2 separate regions of the Homo sapiens genome follow, and region 2 is linked to region 1. A link is a loop called in an ENCODE intact Hi-C map of the cell type or tissue named here. Cell type or tissue: endothelial cell of umbilical vein. All regions are shown on one strand.

What was found. A loop is a pair of places that touch in the nucleus more often than their neighbours do. Peaks named below come from ENCODE experiments on the same cell type or tissue, not always from the same donor. Only the 100,000 strongest peaks of a DNase experiment are listed, where the experiment ranks them.
Region 2: it touches region 1 in a loop (2.9-fold over the local background); 3 of 110 quality-filtered maps call a loop at or near these places.

Annotation. Positions count from the first base shown.
Region 1 is chr15:77,656,302-77,664,301 of GRCh38, forward strand. LINGO1-AS2 (LINGO1 antisense RNA 2) reads left to right here and starts at 3,750. Exons shown (of 3, transcript NR_120362.1): 1 at 3,750-3,864. It also overlaps a transcript of LINGO1 not described here. RefSeq lists an enhancer at 3,624-4,545. In endothelial cell of umbilical vein, a CTCF peak has its summit at 3,621 (motif pointing right); no DNase peak of the experiment used is centred here.
Region 2 is chr15:77,871,796-77,879,795 of GRCh38, forward strand. It overlaps the pseudogene CSPG4P13. Among named protein-coding and RNA genes, the nearest start is that of TBC1D2B, 200 kb to the right of the region's middle. RefSeq lists enhancers at 1-274, 7,130-7,630. In endothelial cell of umbilical vein, a CTCF peak has its summit at 3,504 (motif pointing left); no DNase peak of the experiment used is centred here.

The sequences.
Region 1 (8,000 bases):
CTCCTGGCTGCCTCTGACTCTCTCTCTCTCCCTCCTTGTCTTTTTCCACCCCCTTCCTCTGCCCTTTTTCCCTTCCTAAAAAACACAGAGAAATGGGATTCAGAAGCCTACACCGCCTGCGAAGTATGGTTCAGCCTCCCCAAAAGAGGAAATGCCAGTGTGCGGGTTCTCATGGCAACTCCAGCTCCTCCCCCCGCAGCCGCCCTGCGCCCATATGGTGAGACTCGTGTGGCACCGGCTCAGAGGGGCCTTGGGGTCTGGGGCTTGGGCTGCAACGGGGGCCATGTTGGTTCCCTCGGCTGCCCTGTCCAGAGCTCACCCTCTTGGGCACACGAGACCACCTCCTGCAGGGACTCCCAGTCCTGTCCTCGGCCCTCCCCAGGATGCAGATATGTGGGGTGATATTCAGAAGCTGCCCCCAGTGTGTTAGGCACCCTCTGCCTCCCCCGTCCCTCTGGCTTTGTCCATGATACATGCCCTGGACTTTGGGAGTTCCATGTTAGGTGTGGAGGGATGGGGAAAACAGGAGTGCAGCCAGGAGCTGGTTTCTTTGTCCCTGGCAGTGGCACCCTGGCTGCCAGCCCCACCCCATCCCAAGCTACTGCACAGGTGCCCAGCAGTCCTGGTCTCTGAGCTGTGCAGTGAGGGAGCAAGGCTTGAGCCCTCGCTTTGGCTGAGCTGCCACAGGACACTGCCCCTTCATGCCCCTAAACTCTCCCCGTGCCCACCCAGGGCAGCTCCTACCAGCTGTGTGGACTCTTGGTTTTCGAGGACAGTTGGCATTTCCATGACATATAAAATGGAAGCTAATGCCAGGCAAGCTTGGGGACTGGAGGGATGGCAGCTGAGGAGCAAATCTTCTAAGGCTTGATACTCATCCTGCCTCTTTTTCTAGGGCTCAGACAGGGATGCCTGGGTCCCTGGTACTGCCTGGCTCCTCCTCCCTCCCCTGACCTCAGGTAGCTGCCCCAGACCTCAGCTAGTCATGGGGCATCTTGAAAGAACCACCCTGGGCAGGCTAGGTGGATGAGGGGCCGGGGGTGGGGGAACGCAAGCCCCAAGCCTGAGGGCAGTGAAGGTTGGGACCCACTCAGTGTTCATGAATGTGGCCCCTTCACCAGCTCAGGCCATTCTCTCTGGGTGTCCTGAATCCCCAAACTCCCCATCTTGATCCCTCCTGCACACTCCATTTCCAACTCTTCTCCCCAGACATTCCCATGACTATCAGAATCAAGGAACCCCAAAGGGGATAGGCTTGACCCCTAGGAGCACACAGATGGGGCCCAGAGAGGGTTAGAGCTCTACAAGGTCACACAGCGAGCCTGGGGTAAAGCCGGGCCCAGAAGTAGGTCCCCTGCCTCCCTGCCCAGGGTCCTCTGAAGGGCCCAAGCTGCTTCCTCTGAGGATCTCTCCCCCTCAACTGAAGGAAGGAGGGATGGATTTAGGGGGGCAGGGAGTAGAGATTCGGGAACAGATGGACTTGGAGGCTCCGCCGCGGGGGCTTGAGGGAGGGGGAGGAGGCCCGGAGAAACTGGAACTGTTACAAAGTTGCGAGTTAAAACATTCTTCACACTCCCGCCTCCTTTACTGTTCTGATGCACCAAGACGTGACAAAAATGTGTCAGATTTTTAAAAAACCGCACACACACACAAATGCCAGTCCCCGTCTCTGCCGCCCGCCCAAGCTTGGGCCATCTGTTTCCCGGGGGTGGGAGGGGAGTGGGGCTTGGCAGTCGGCACCATCACTCTGGATGCCCCCAACCTGGGGTCTGGACCAACGGCCTGGCCCAGAAATGGCCCTCAGGTGACGGCGGGATGTCTAGGAAGGTGAGGACTGTGACACTTCCCCGTCAGCAGGGCCGCCCTGCCCTGCCCACCCTGGAGTCCGGCGCATGCCCAGCCCTTCACACCGAGCTGGGCAGTAGCTCTTCTCTTCACTTCCTGCATGTGGGGGCACTGGGGCTTGGAGAGCCCTCTCTGGGACTCCCAAAGCCCACCCTTGTAGTACAGATGGGAAACTGAGGCCCAGAGAGGAGAGGAGAGGCCAGGTCCACAGTGAAACAGTCTGTGTACACACTTCACCCATTCGCTCAACAAACACTGACCAGGCATGCTCTGGTGCTGGTGCTGAGCACCGTTCTCACCGCACGTGGTTCTGGGCAAGGGGGACTCAGTGCTGAACTGGCAGATGCAGGCTTGTTCTCCAGCAGCTCAAGGCCAGGGGAAGGCAGCCGATCCGCAAGTAATAACAGACTGACAAACTGGGACTTCCAACAAAAGAAAGAGGAAGAAAAGAAAGCAGGCAGGCCTGGCAGTAGGGACTGGAAAGAAATGAGGGTGACCAATCATCCCCATTTGTCTGGGAATGTCTGCTTTCAGCACTAAGAGTTTTGCATCCTAGGAGACACCTCGGTTCTGGGCAAACCAGGATGACTGTCACCTGAAGGCTACTTTAGGTTGAGTACACTTGAGCTGAGTCCTGAACATGATGAAACCAGCAATGTGAAGATCTGGGGGGCAACAGAGGAGCTAAGACTGAGCGAGGACGGAGTGGGAGAGGAGCAGGGGAAAGGGAGGCAGGCAGATCACAAAGGGCCCGTGGGCCCTGGAATAGAGTGGAGTGGAGATTTTATCTAGTCACAGGATTCAATTTTATTGTGGTCATTGAGTCAAACTAGGGAGCAGCTTGGTGCAAAGGTCACAGATTGTAGAGAATTTTAAAAATTCATTAAGGTTGGAGCCCTGGGGGCAAGGGCAGTGGCTTGGGTGCCTGGAGAAGCTGGCTGGGACTAGATCTGAAGCTTCCTCAGGGAGCTGGGACTTCAGCCGTAGGGCAATGGGAGCCACTGAAGCGTATAAGCAGGGCTTGATGGGGTTAGATTTGCAAGGAAAAAACCCTAATGCTCTGGGCTGGTCATGGCTCTGTACAGGACCCTTTCCTGCCGTCCCCAGAACACCATGCACCACTGTCCCCACTCCCAAACCTTAGGGAGTCCTGTCATCTTCCAAGACCCAGCCCAAATGCCACCTCTTCTAAGAAGTCTTCCCTGACTTGCTGAGAGAGACAGGTGCAATCATGCCCTACCTAGGACTCCCCCATCCAAGGACCCTCAAGCAGAGGTCTCAAGGGAGCCCTCATCACAATGGACACTCTTTCGGTTCCCACTTTGTCACAGTGGATCCTTAAGGCCATCTGACCAGAACCATGTTCCAGTTGTGGACATGGAGGCTCAGAGAGGGCATGTAGTTTGCCTGAGACCACACAGCAGTTGAAGTGTGAGGTCAGTTCAGAACCATGTCACCTCTGTCTGAGTTCAGAGTCCCTGGGCTCCTGCCTACAGGGGTAGTGGATGGGGAGAAGCAAAGAGTGGCCAGTCACCTTCCCACACAGGAACAGAGGAGTGGTCATTACCATGGGGGGCTGGATGGGATGGACCATGGGGCGTGCCACCTGGCCAGCTGGCAGATTTATAATGGAAGTCTCCCAGATCAATTACTGTATTACCAGGCAGCCTGACCTTGAAAGCTGGTGGGGCGGGAGAGGCTGGGGTGGGGTGGGGTGGGGCCAGCCTAGAGCAGCTGCCTAGCCTCCTCCAGCAGAGGGCACCCTGGGAACCAGAAGACCTCCTGGTGGAGAGGAAAGGGGCGGGGCCTGGAATCGTACCATTATTGCACATTCTTCTGTTTAAAATAGTGAAAGTCCTTGTTAGAATGCAATAAACCCTTCCCTACACTATGCTCCAGGAAGAGATCATCAGACCATTCTGAAGAGGAGGAGTTGGCACAGTTACTTCTCCTCTCTGAGCCTCGATCTCCCTGCCGGCAAAATGGGGATCCTTGTCCCAGCTCCACTCACTCTATAGGGTTCGTTTGAGGCTCATGGTAAATAGGCTTAGAAATGGGCCCTCGGGCATGTCCAGCCTGGAGTAGAGTCAAGGGTGTCCAGGGGGCCAGGCGGAGGTTCAGCCATGGTAAGACGTGGAGGGGTGCCGAGGCCTCAGAGGACATTACTTCTGATTCCTCCCACAGTCTGTGTGATGATACTCGGCGCCAAGGGACTTTCTCAGGGGTGCTCTGAGATCCGGAGGGGAGGGTGCCTGGCCTGAAGCCCCACCCTTGCAGGCATCTCATGGGAGAATGGTGAGCCCTGGGGGGAGAGCAGAGTCTCCCTTGCTCTCCCGAGGCGACCTCAGCAGATGCCTGACATGGTTTGCAGCAACAGCTGGGCTCTATTCTCTGTACCAAGTGGGAGCAGGGATGGAGCCCTGGAGGAGGGAGAAGTTTGCCTCTTGCTCCCTCAGTTTCCCTTTGTCAACATTTCTCCTTAAACTCCCACCAATTAGAAATTCATTCGGGCTAGTGGATGAATTAAGGGACTTCATACATGCACAGTGTTTAGAACAGTGCCTTCCTGGCCTGGGTGGACAGGCAGAGAGTGGAGGGTGAGTAGCCTTCAAGGGCTGAGAGTCTGTCTGTAGTTTTCCCAGTGTCTGGTTTGGGAGTAGAGGAATGCACAGAGGCAGGGATGAGATCCCTGCCTGGAGCACAGGCCTCTTCCCAAGACAGGCGGGAGGGATGGATGGAGGGCTGCGGCTGTGCCTGAGCCTGGCTGCCTGCTCATCACAGTGCTGGGCACTGCAGGGAGAGTTTGGGGAGACAGGACAGGGTCAGGGGGTGATTATGGGCAAACAGAGTGGAAAATGAAGGCCTTCAGCTGGCAAATGAGTTTAACAGAAATGAGATGGGCAGAGGCTGTGATGAGAATTGCAATGCTGGGCAAAGGCGAGCCGATTTTCAAACTGGCCTGGGTGGGCAGGCTGGGATGGGTTAGCTTCATCCCTTGCCCTCAGGAGCCAGCCAGGTTGCAGGGACAGTGCCTGAGCCCCCAGACCCACCCCACACCAAGAAGGCAGAGGGACAGAGAGACCTTTGGATTGACAAGATCTCGCATGAGTGGTGGGATGAAATTAAAGCAGGAGGGACTGTGGTCAGACTTGCAGAAGAAGTTCTTGGACAGCATGGGAACAAACAGGGAAGGCTGGGAAGTCCTGGGGACAAGCTGCCCCCAATGCCCACCCTCCCAGAGGAGCTACTCCCAGCTCTGCCTCAGGCAGCAAGCAGAGCCTCCTCGCTGAGGGTATTCAGCTGTGGAAGACCTCCCAGAGGCAGGCCTCTCTTTGGGTCTCAGTTTGGATATCTATGAAATGGGAATGACAGTGCCTTGCCAGTTCATTTGAAGCCCCCAATGAGACTCAGCGCCAGACACTATCTGTTTCCTGGGTTGGGCCACCATCCCTGAGAGGGCAGAAGGCAAGACCTTCTCTGGCCCGAGGGCTCAAACACTGCTGGGTAAACAGCCTGAAGTGTGCCTCACAGCACCCTAGACCCTTGTCCTCTTTCCCCTACTGATCGCCCCACCCTCTGCTTCTTTTTCCCTCCTGCCCTTCCCAGCGGGGCCTGAGCAAACAGAGACAGCATGGCCCACATCTCACACAGGGACAGGCCAGCCCTCTACCTTTGCTGGGCCTCAGTTTCCCTGTGTGGACAAGGGCTGTGCTGACCCAGAGAGTCTTGGAGACCCTTCCAGGGCCCATGGTCTGGAGGAGAGGATGCTGTCTCTGATTCTTTCCCAATCCTCATGGGCCACTCCTGCCCAGGATGCTGCCTGCACCCACCCTGCCCGACTCCCCTCAACGGGAGCTTCCATGACCTCTGGATGGGGCAAGAGGAGATGGTAGGTAGGTTGAGGCAAGAGCCACTTCCAGTACAATAACTTATAACTGGCTGACAGATTGAATTAGACCTTTTCCAGCTCCATACCCCATTGATCCAGGAGGACCCACATATGTGAGTGTGTGTGACCCTGGCCTACACAGTTCTGGGGCCCCAGTGCACAGCCCCAGTCAGGTAGGGTTAGCAGAGGGAAGGCGTGGTACTGGTAGCTCCTACCCCCACCCCACCCTGCTCAGCTGCCCCAGCTCCTGCCCAAGGGGCCTCTGAGCACTAAGTTACAGCTTGGCCTGGCTGTGGGGAATGAGAGAAGGGCGGTCAGAGGGAGGAAGGATGGGGTTGGCTGGAGCCCTTGGGGATGAGGGGGCAGGAAACCCTTTTCTATGAGGTTCTCAAAGAGGGAACAGGCTGCCCAGCCCCAACTGAGAACATGACCCCACCCTCACCTTCTCTCAAAGCCAATACCCTCCACCCTCTCTTGAAGCCTTTCCAGCCCCCTCTAACTCCTCTTTAGCAGCCCCCAGCTCAAGGCCAAGGACTAGCTTCCTTGGCCCTGGGTTTCCCTGAATGCCCAGCCTGGGGGTCTCTACTCCATGAAGGGCTGGTGGGTGAAGGCAGGCCTGCCTGCCTCTCTGTGACCTAAAAATCAATCCTTTTAGCCCCTTCTGAAGCCAGAAGGTCTCTGGTTCTATATTTTAAAATACTTTGAAGTCGATGGACTGACTCCTGAGCCATCCTGTGCACATGTGCCCTCAGCTTGGTCACACGCAGGCACACACACTGCACATGTGTATACCAACAGATGCACACGATGACAGCAATATTTCAGTAGCTGACCACCGCACAGAACCCACACTCCCTGGGCTGGGAAAAAGACAGGCACTGCAGGAGGCTCTGGGACAAGCAAGGCCCCTGCAGGAAGGAAGCCGGTGCTTCACCACACTCGAAAGGCAGGACTCCGCCTCTGGGGGAAGGTGGGGATGCCGGGGGTCACCCCCAACCTGACAGGCTTTTTGAGGATCAGCCTCACCTCCATAGACATCCAGTCCAGGGCTAAGTCTGCCCCAGTGGCATCTGGAAGTCCTTCCTAATATCTAACTTAAATCAAATCAACCATCTCTTCCTGCATTCAGTAAACATTCCCCACGCATGGCCATGCCCTGGTAGAAGGAAGCAGAGATGTGCTGGGTCACCTAGAACTGTGTGCGGTGCGAGGGCGGAAGAAGAAAGCGGCTTTGGTGTCTATCAGTGGTCGGGGGTGGGGAGGCTTCCAGGATCCCTGGGTGGCTTAAACGGTGGTCATTCCCCATGATTCAGTTTTCTTGGCTAAATAGGGCCTGGTTCAGGCAGGAAACCCTGCCACCTCCCCCTGCCACCCAGTCCAGTGAACGTCTGCCTGAGCTCACTGGTGGGGTAGAACTCCACCCTGGACTTTGGTCCTGTCTAGGGGACCCGTTTAACCACTCAGGGCTTTAGCTAAATCCCCACCCAAGATGTATCCTGAAATGGCAGTGACATCTTCAGGTATTTATCTGCCCTTCTCTCAGAAACCCCTTCCCACCTCTGAGGCATCCTACCCAGACCCCCAGCCCCTGCCCCACTGCCTGAAATCCCACCAGTAGGGGTCCTTCCTCAGTGTTTGGGTGTTCTCTGCGTGGGGGTGCGCTTACACGCCCCAGTTCCAGAGATACGGGCCTCCCCTACCACTCTGCCGCTCATATCCCAAGTCCCAGGGGCTGAAGCTGAAGGGTCGAGTGGGGGATGGGGAGAGCCTCTGTCACCCTCCATGCAATCAGCTGAGTGTGGCATAAATGACCCATGAGTCCTGGGGCCTGGCAGAGGAAATGCTCAGGCCCAAGAGTGAGGTCACCTGGACAGGGAGGCCCAGGGAGGGGCTAAGCAGGGCAAGCCTGGGCTCCCAAGGCAGAGCCCCTCTGGCAGAGGCTGGGGCAGGACCCGGGCAAGCCTTGCCTTCGGACCTCGGCTGAGCGTGCAACACCAAGCATCTGCTGGGGAAGGTGGGGAGCTGCCACAGAGCCTTCCCTGGGAGACTGACCCAGATTTCTCTCTCCCTTCCTCTCTTCTGCCACACAGGAGCAGTGTGTGTGTGTGTGTGTGTGTGTGTGTGTGTGTGTGTGTGCGCGCGCGCATGCGTTTGCATTCTCAGCCCTGGCAGGCGGAGGGGTGGAAAGGGAGGAGGCTTGCTGAAAGCTCTGGGAAATGAGACAGAAATCCTCCCCAAATCCCTGGCCACTGTCACTAATAGCTGA
Region 2 (8,000 bases), 220 kb after region 1:
CTGAGAGGAAGAGGGAGCGGGAGAAACGGCAGGGGTGGGCAACTCCCTGCCAGTGAGCAAGGCCACGCGGCCCCTGACCCCAGGACTCAGGGGGATGTGTCCTCCCACCAGCTCCTGACCCCACCCTGTAAGGAGCTGGTGGCAGGAGCTCCTGTTTAGTCCTCCTGTGCCTGAGCAGCCCCGAGGGTGGGCATCTCTGAGTGCTGGGAGCAGGAGTGGGGACCTGGCTTGTCTTCATGGGAGTGCCCTCTCATGACCACGTGCACAGCGCCCAGAGGCCAGGCCCCAGGCTGGAGGGCTGAGAGCAGCCAGCGGTCCCCTCTCCTGGGGGAATGCAGGGACTCTTCTGACCTCCCTCCCATCAGCCATCCCACCTCTCTCTGGATGTGGCGGCATCTCATGGTTTGTGGACTTACTTCTCCAGGGCAGTGGGGGGCGCCAGTGAGCCTGGGTGGGTGCATATCTGTGCAGGAGATGAGATTCCTGGGAGAGAGGGACGGGGTGGGGTGGGGGGAGTAAGAGGTGTGGCTGTGCATGGCGTGGGGCCTGTGCGCATGTGTGGTATAAGTGTGGGTCGCGTCTGCTTTTTCCCGTGACTAGCATGAAGCATGCGTTTGAAGGCAGTGGTGGTACCAGGTGTGTGTGTGTGGAGTAAGGTGTGGGTCTGTGCATTTGTGTGTGTGTCTTGCTCCACGTGTGTGCGGTAAGGGACATGTGTGTGTGCACAGCCCCTACCTGTGTGCCTCCAGATGGTGTGTCCATGTGTCCCTGCAGGCAGGGCCCCTCTTCTGCTCCTGGCCCAGGGCCACCATCCCCCCAGGTCCTGGGAACCAGAGTGGCAGTTGGCCTTGGGGTTCCCTCCAGCAACAGTGGAACAACAGAGACCAGCCCCCACCCCAGCCAGTGTCCAGGAGGCTCGTGGGACTGTGATGTCAGCACCAAGCCCTGGCTGAGGTAACCCAACATGGAGCCAGGCCTGTCTTGCCCCCTAGAGAGAAGGGAGGAACCTCAGGTGGGCCTCCTGCCAGGCAGCGAGCCTCATCCACCCTCCAACGTCTCCTCGTGGCGGGAGAGGGTGAATTCCCACCCTCTCACTGACACAGCCTCAGACCTCCTGGAGGCCAGGGCTCCAGGTGAAGACCAAGTCTTCGTATCCCCGGACCCAGCCAGAGCCTGGCACAGGGCAGGAGCTTAGCAAATGTTTGTTGAATGAATGGATGGATGGATGGGGGCTTTGTGTGTGATCAAGTGCCAGGCTCTGGGGTCTAGTGACCTAAAGATACGGATTCAAGTCCTACAAGGATCAAACCAGGGCTTCCTGCAAGGTCAAGCGAGAACCCCCTGAGTTGTTCAGAAGGGGCCACGCAGCAGTTGGCCAGACCTGGAAGGCCGTGCCTGACCTTCTGCAGGTCACGTCTCTGGGGGCACTACCACAGGAAAGGCAACGTCAAGCGATGGGACTGCTTCAACCAAAGGTCAATCCCAAGCTAAACGACCCTGTCATTTTGCAAGCCGAGGCACAAGGGAGGCCCCATTCATCTTCCCTGGAGTCGGCATCCCTTTGATTGCGGGGCCATCTCTCATCTGAACATCTTCACCACCCCCCCAATATTCCTTCTGAACCCTCCATCCTCCTTCTCCCCTTCCCTTGGGACCATAAACCCACCCCAAGAGTGAGTCCTAGCTCCAGGGCCAGCTCCCAATCCTGCCCCTGTCTGGTGACAGCTGGGGCCAGGCTGAAGGTCTGTCCTAGACTGAGCCATAAAGGCAAAAATAATACTTAGTCCTAATAGAAGTAAAGCACTTCACCCCAGACGAGCCCTGGTCCTGGTCACCCACTGAGCCCTGGTCCTGGTCACACACAGGACCTAGACCTTTATTTAGAGATGGGCCACTAATCTGTCACGTGGGCTGGGCATGGTGGCTGAGGCCTGTAATCCCACTTTGGGAGGCGCAGGTGGGAGGATCACTTGAGGCCATGAGTTTGAGACCAGCCTGGGCAACATAGCAAGACCACGTCTCTACAAAAAAATTTAAAAATTAATCAGGTATGGTGGCGTGTGCCTGTAGTCCCAGCTACTGCAGTGAGCCAAGATTGTGCCACTGCACTCTGGCCTGGGCAACAGAGCAAGATCCTATCTCAAAATAATAATAATAATTGTCATATGACCAAATTTTTTTCCAGGCTCCGAGCGCCAGCTTCCTCATCTTTCCAACAGAAGGTCTTCGCCTGGGCTAAGTGTTAAATCAGAAAACCCCTATTCAGAGGTTGGCCTGCAGTTCCCTGACCTGGTAACACTGGGGAGCATTGGCTGCTGTCACCTGCCAGCTCCCACCCCCACCCAACACTTACAGACCAAGCATCACTAATTTTTGCAGCTGCCGTGATAAATGGCACTGTCTGCAAAATGACATCTGTCTAATCTGCCACAAGACAGACGGGTCCCCGAGCTCCCACAGCCTCCCGAGAGCCAGCCCAGGCCAGCCTTGTTGAGATGATGGGCAGACACAAAGCCCAGGGCCTGGGGGCAGGTGGGATGGAGAGGAGACCTCAGGGCCCAGAATCAAGAACATCCCTAGAGGGGTTTACCACAGGCTGTTTCCTAAATATTTAGTAGTATGTGTGCTTTTAAAAATATTCCAAAGAATATTATATCCTCTGTTCCTTTCTGACCAAAGTTAGGTCTTCAATTCAGTTTTCTTTTCTTTTTTTTTTTTTTGAAACAAGGTCTTGCTCTGTCTCCCAGGCTGGAGTGTGGAGTGTAGTGGTACGATCACAGCTCACTGCAGCCTCCATCTCCTGGGCTCAAGCAATCCTCCCACCTCAGCCTCCCAAGTAGCTGAGATGACAGGTGCCTGCCACCATGCTCGGCTTATTTTTGTATTTTTAGTAGAGACAGGGTCTCGCCATGTTGTCCAGACTGGTCTTGAACTCCTGGCTTCAAGTCATCTGCCCACCTCGGCCTTCCAAAGTGCATGGATTACAGGCTTGAGCCACCACACCCAGCCTCAATTTTCACTTTAAATTAAAACCTGGAAATTGTTCAGGTTTACAAGGATGAGCCATTAGACACCGGTTCTGAAGCAGTGCTCTCTTCCCATCTCCCTCTACTCTGCGGAACAGCGTGCCTCTGCCTAAGCCATTGGGTCTGGGGGCTCTTCTCACCCCCCTCCTCCCTCCCACTCCCTCCATGGCTCCCACCCTCCCTCCCAGCCCCTCCGCTGACCTCAGCCGCATCCCCTCCATGCCTCAGGCTGGCCTCGGGCTGCCAGGTCAAGGTAGAACTCCCCTCACACCTTCCTGTGTCCAGGAGTAGAGGTGAATTGGGGCTCTGGATGCCAAGAACGGAGGAAGGACAAATGCCAGCCCCAGAGACCCTCGCCTCCTCAAGACCAACAGGAGCTGGCGCCTGTCCACCCAGCAGCAGCAAAGCAAGAGCGGGTGCCGGCTGGGGTGGGTGGGCACAGGCCTGGGCTTGAAGATTGAGGTAACACTGCCCCCTCCTGGCTAATTCATGGCTGCTCCTCTGACAGGCACTGCCAGGCTAAGCTGTTGAGGCTGGGGACATAGCGAGTGACTCTCCACAACAGCATGTGACAAGCTGACCCTTCCCTGCAGTCTGCCCAACTGAGAGCTGCCTCTTGCTCTGCCCATCCTGCCCGAGCTAACAGCAGCCCCACCAGCTTGCTCCAGCTGTCTCTTGGTTGTCAGTCTTGCCTCTCCTCCAAGGGACTCGGGGGAGTCACAGACAGCAGGACCCTGGCATAAAAATCATCATAACCACCAGGCACTTCAGAGTTTATAAAGCTCCGGCGCTTCTGTTGAAGGCCATCATCCAAGCACCTCGGTGGCTGTACATTTTACGGATGAGGAAAGGGGTACAGAAAGGCGAAGTGACTTGTCTGTGGCCACATAAAAAAAGGCTTGGCAGGACCGGGCTCCTGGCTCCTGACCCCACCTTCTTTCCCCTGCCCTGCCCAGTGGCCAGCTCAGACCCACATCCCCTGACATCTACTGCAAGCCTCATTCCCAGCCCTAAGCAGGTATTTCTCACCCTCCTTCTGGGAGCCCCAACCCAGCCCTCAAGCAAATATATTCACAAATTTTTCATCCAGGTGGGGACTGTCCACTCTACTTCCAAGAGGCTCTGTCTGCAGGCAGCCGGCTGTCCACTGGGGCAGCACAGCAAGGGTTAACAGCAGGAACTAATATTTAGAAACAGCACTACCCCAGAGGAGTCAGCTGTGGCCAGCTGGTCACAGCCACTGAAGCCACCAGCCTTTGTGAGTGTGATATGGAAGACGAGTGCCTGCTCCTGGAAAGCAAAGGCTCCAAGAGGGTCCTTCACCACCCCGGCCCTTGTCCTCCCAGCACGGCTTGTGTGTGGCTCAGAGGCCAGGGCAAAGCCCTCCACCAGCCTCCCTTCCACAGCTGGCTCCTGAGGGTGGCAAACATAACTTTTCAGCTCCCGAACTGTGTAATTGTTGGGACTGGCTGCTCCCTCCCCTCCTGAGCCTGGCTGCCTGTACTTGGAGGAGCCCTGTGTGTGCCTCTGCCAGAAGCAGGATCAGGACCACTCCTAACAGAGGCCCCAGGTCAAAGGCCCAGGCCCAGGGCCCGCTGCCATGGAGCTCTTGGCCAGAAAACTGCAGGGCCACTGAGCCAGCGCCTAAAGCCCGTGCCCTCTTGCACAGTAGTGGCCTAGGTTCTGTGACCTTCATGGCAGAGGGCCAATTCCCTGAGGGCGGGCCCTGGGCAGCAGGAGCACACCCCTGCTTAGGCACCACCCCATCTAGGGCACAGGCACACACCATTTCCCAGCAAGCTGGCTTTGGCCACAGGCTTCTTGGGTGGGGCCCAGGCAACGAGGGTGCAAAACACCCTGGCCAAGGGTGGGGCCAAACCACAGCCACTGCCCAGAGCGGGGACTCTTAGTCCAAGAAGCACTAGAGGTAGGAGTGACCAGCAGTGCTTGGCCAGCATGGTTGGGTGAACTCTGCTGGCAGGGAGGTGAGTATTACTGGGCCCTCTGTTGTCTTGTTCTCCAAGAACAATTGGAGAAATGGAGGCAGCACATAACACAGGTCACTGTAGCTTCAGAGAAGTTTGAATCTTCTTTTGCCCCTGGGTGGGAACATCCTTCTTCCTTCTTATAAGTGTGTTCTAAGCCTCCTTCTTTCCTCCTCCCTCCCACCCTGTGCTCTGTCCCATGCTTGGCTGGGGAGGCATGGACGCACACCTCCTGACCCAGCTAAGCAGGCCCCAGGTGAAACTAGGAGAGCTACGGAGATCAGGATTCCAGGGAATCTTTTGAAAGAGAAGTCGACGTGCACGAAGGAGGGCTAGGAGGGCTTGTTGGAGGAAGGTGAGATGTGGTCAGGGAGGTAGGGGCAGTCAGGGATGGCCACCAAGGATGCCTGGCCAAGCAAAGTCATGGGAAAGGTTGGAGGGCAGAAGGAAGAAGGCCCGAGCCAGACCTGAGGATGCCAGAGAGGCCCAGGTCAGCTCTGTTCAGCACTGAGGCTTCAGGGCCTCGGGGGAGCTTGCTGAGGAGCTGGAGAGGGGACAGTTGAGGAGCAGGCACGGCTGGTCCAGCAGCCTTTGTTCCAAGACAGTGGGAGGTGGTCAGGGGTCAGTTCCAAAGGCACACAGGGGCCTCGACTTTCTGCCAGTCTGCCTGGCATGATGCTGCTCAGCATTGGTCCAGAGTTCCAGCCCTAGGTTACGGCTGAGCAAAGGCCAGGCCTGTGTGCGCTGGAGCCGCAGCATCCCTTTTTCACTGAGAGCCTCAGTTTCCTCATCTGGAAGCAGGGACACAGTTGGCCAACACATACGCTTCCCAAAGTTGTCAAGAGACCAGGTGAATGTTTTTTGTAAACTGGGAAGCCCCAGCAGAGATGCGCCAGCCGGGTTATTACCGCCGTGCTGGTTGCCATTATTTTCCAGGCCTGTGTTTCTCTGCCCAGCTAGCAACAAGGCAGGGGGAGGCTCCCAGCTAATCCAGACTTGAATCTCAGCTGTGGGTGGGAGCGCCCTGTCTGGAGGCTCCACAGACATCTGTGTAGGTGGGGAGCAGGGAAGATGGGGAGGGGGAACGGCGGGGGAGATGGGGCCAGCAGAGATCTTCACCCAAATTTTTGATTCATAGAACAAAAAGCCTTCTGTCTTATTTTTTCATTCCTGAAAAGAAAGCTCTTTTCCTCCAAACACAGTCTTCCAAGCAGCACCCCCAACCCCAGGCCCACAGTTGGCCAGTAATTAGCCCCTAATGAGGACCAGGTGTCCTGCTGACTTGAGGAGAAGGAAAAACAAGGGACAAATTGTGGAATCAATGGCTTTACCACCACTGAGGCCAGCCTGGCACAGCTTTCATCCCAGGCCTCCTAGGGCACATGGATGGAAGCTCTTAGGTTTGCCAAAATCCCCACAGAACAGCAGCAATTGGTTTCTTAGTCAACTACAGCAGGCATTTATTGCACACCTACTGTATGCAGCAGCCTCCGGAGGGGAAAATTGAAGCTTTGCAACAAAGGAAGTGATATGTGTAAAGCTATATGTAAACCATGAATCACAGGGATGTGCAGGATGACAGAGACAGAGGAGAAAAGATAAGCATTTATTGAGCACCTACTGTATGCCAGGTCCTGGGCTAGGCACTTGAGGTACATTAAAGCATTTAATCCTCATCAACCCAATTTTACAAGTGAGGAAACTGCCACAGAGAGGTGAGGTGACTTGTTCAAGGTTTGACAGCCAAGTAGGAGAGCGGGGATTCGAACCCAGGTCTCTCTGGTTTCAAGACCAGTACTCATAACCCCCGCATGGATCAGTCACCATCACACCTCGAAAGTCCTGACACTCAGCCAGCCGGGATGCAGTCCACGCCACAGCCCTCACCTCCAGCCCCTGCCCTGGCCCTGGCTTTGACCCTGGCTATGTTGGCCAGACTTGCATCCGTGGATGAGTGAGGGGCCTGAGACCCTGACCCAGCCTGGCAGAACTAGAGGGGTTCCTCAGGGAGGGAAAAGGGACAGGAGGACCCAGAAGTGGCCCCCAGATCAGAAGTCAAGCAGGCTGCGCTTCTCCCACCACTAGCTGGGGTCGCCAGGGGTTCAATCCTGGGGCGGACACGGGACCCCGCTATCTCAGGTTATGGGGTTTCTAGCTAGCCAAGGCTGTCCAGTTAGGGGCGGGAGCAGGCGCCCTAGGCATGGATTGCCTAGGGCGTGGCTTTGCCCGTTTGGATTGTCTGAGACACCAGTGGGGCCACCCCAATGCTGTCCGAGCTTTGTTTGCCAGGCAAGTTTGGGGTGAGTATGTTGGGGTCCAAAGGGACCCGGCGACAGTGAGAAGTGGGTCCTCCAGCTTCAGATGCCCTGGGCCAGGAACGGGGAGTGCTACAAGGTGGGAAACGAGGAAGGAGCCACCCTGCCCTCCCCTGTGAGGAGCACCCCCACACCCCTCCAGCTGCCCCCCAGCTCTGCCCCTTCTCTCCTCCCCTTGCTTCCTTGCAGATCCATCTATCTGCCACCTCCCCTCTTCATTCTCTCCTCTCCCTCCTCCTGTTGGTGACAGGCAGGACCCCCCACCCACTACCCACTCTCAGCCTCCTAGAGGGAGAGCTGGTGCCCCTCAGCGGGGCTTGTCCTACAGATAGCTCTGGACCACCCCCTGCCACACCTCCTCATCCCAGCACTGATGCCTGACCCAGCAGAGGCTGAATGGAAGTTCGCTTTCAGAGAAGTGCTGGGATATATCCCCTCTCTGTCCCGATGCCAGAAACCCCAACATGACAGCATTCTTCCTTCAGCGAAGGCAGCTCTAGTTATGCCATAAGAACTGCAGCCTTAGGGCCCATCCATCATCACTACCCATGTGTGATTCAGTGCTTCAGCTACACCTTCGAGATCATTCCCAAGAGCAGCATGGAGCAAAGGCAGGGCCTGAGCCTCCTTCACAAGGGCCCAGGCTACACCCTTCTCTCCTTCAGATGGAGAAG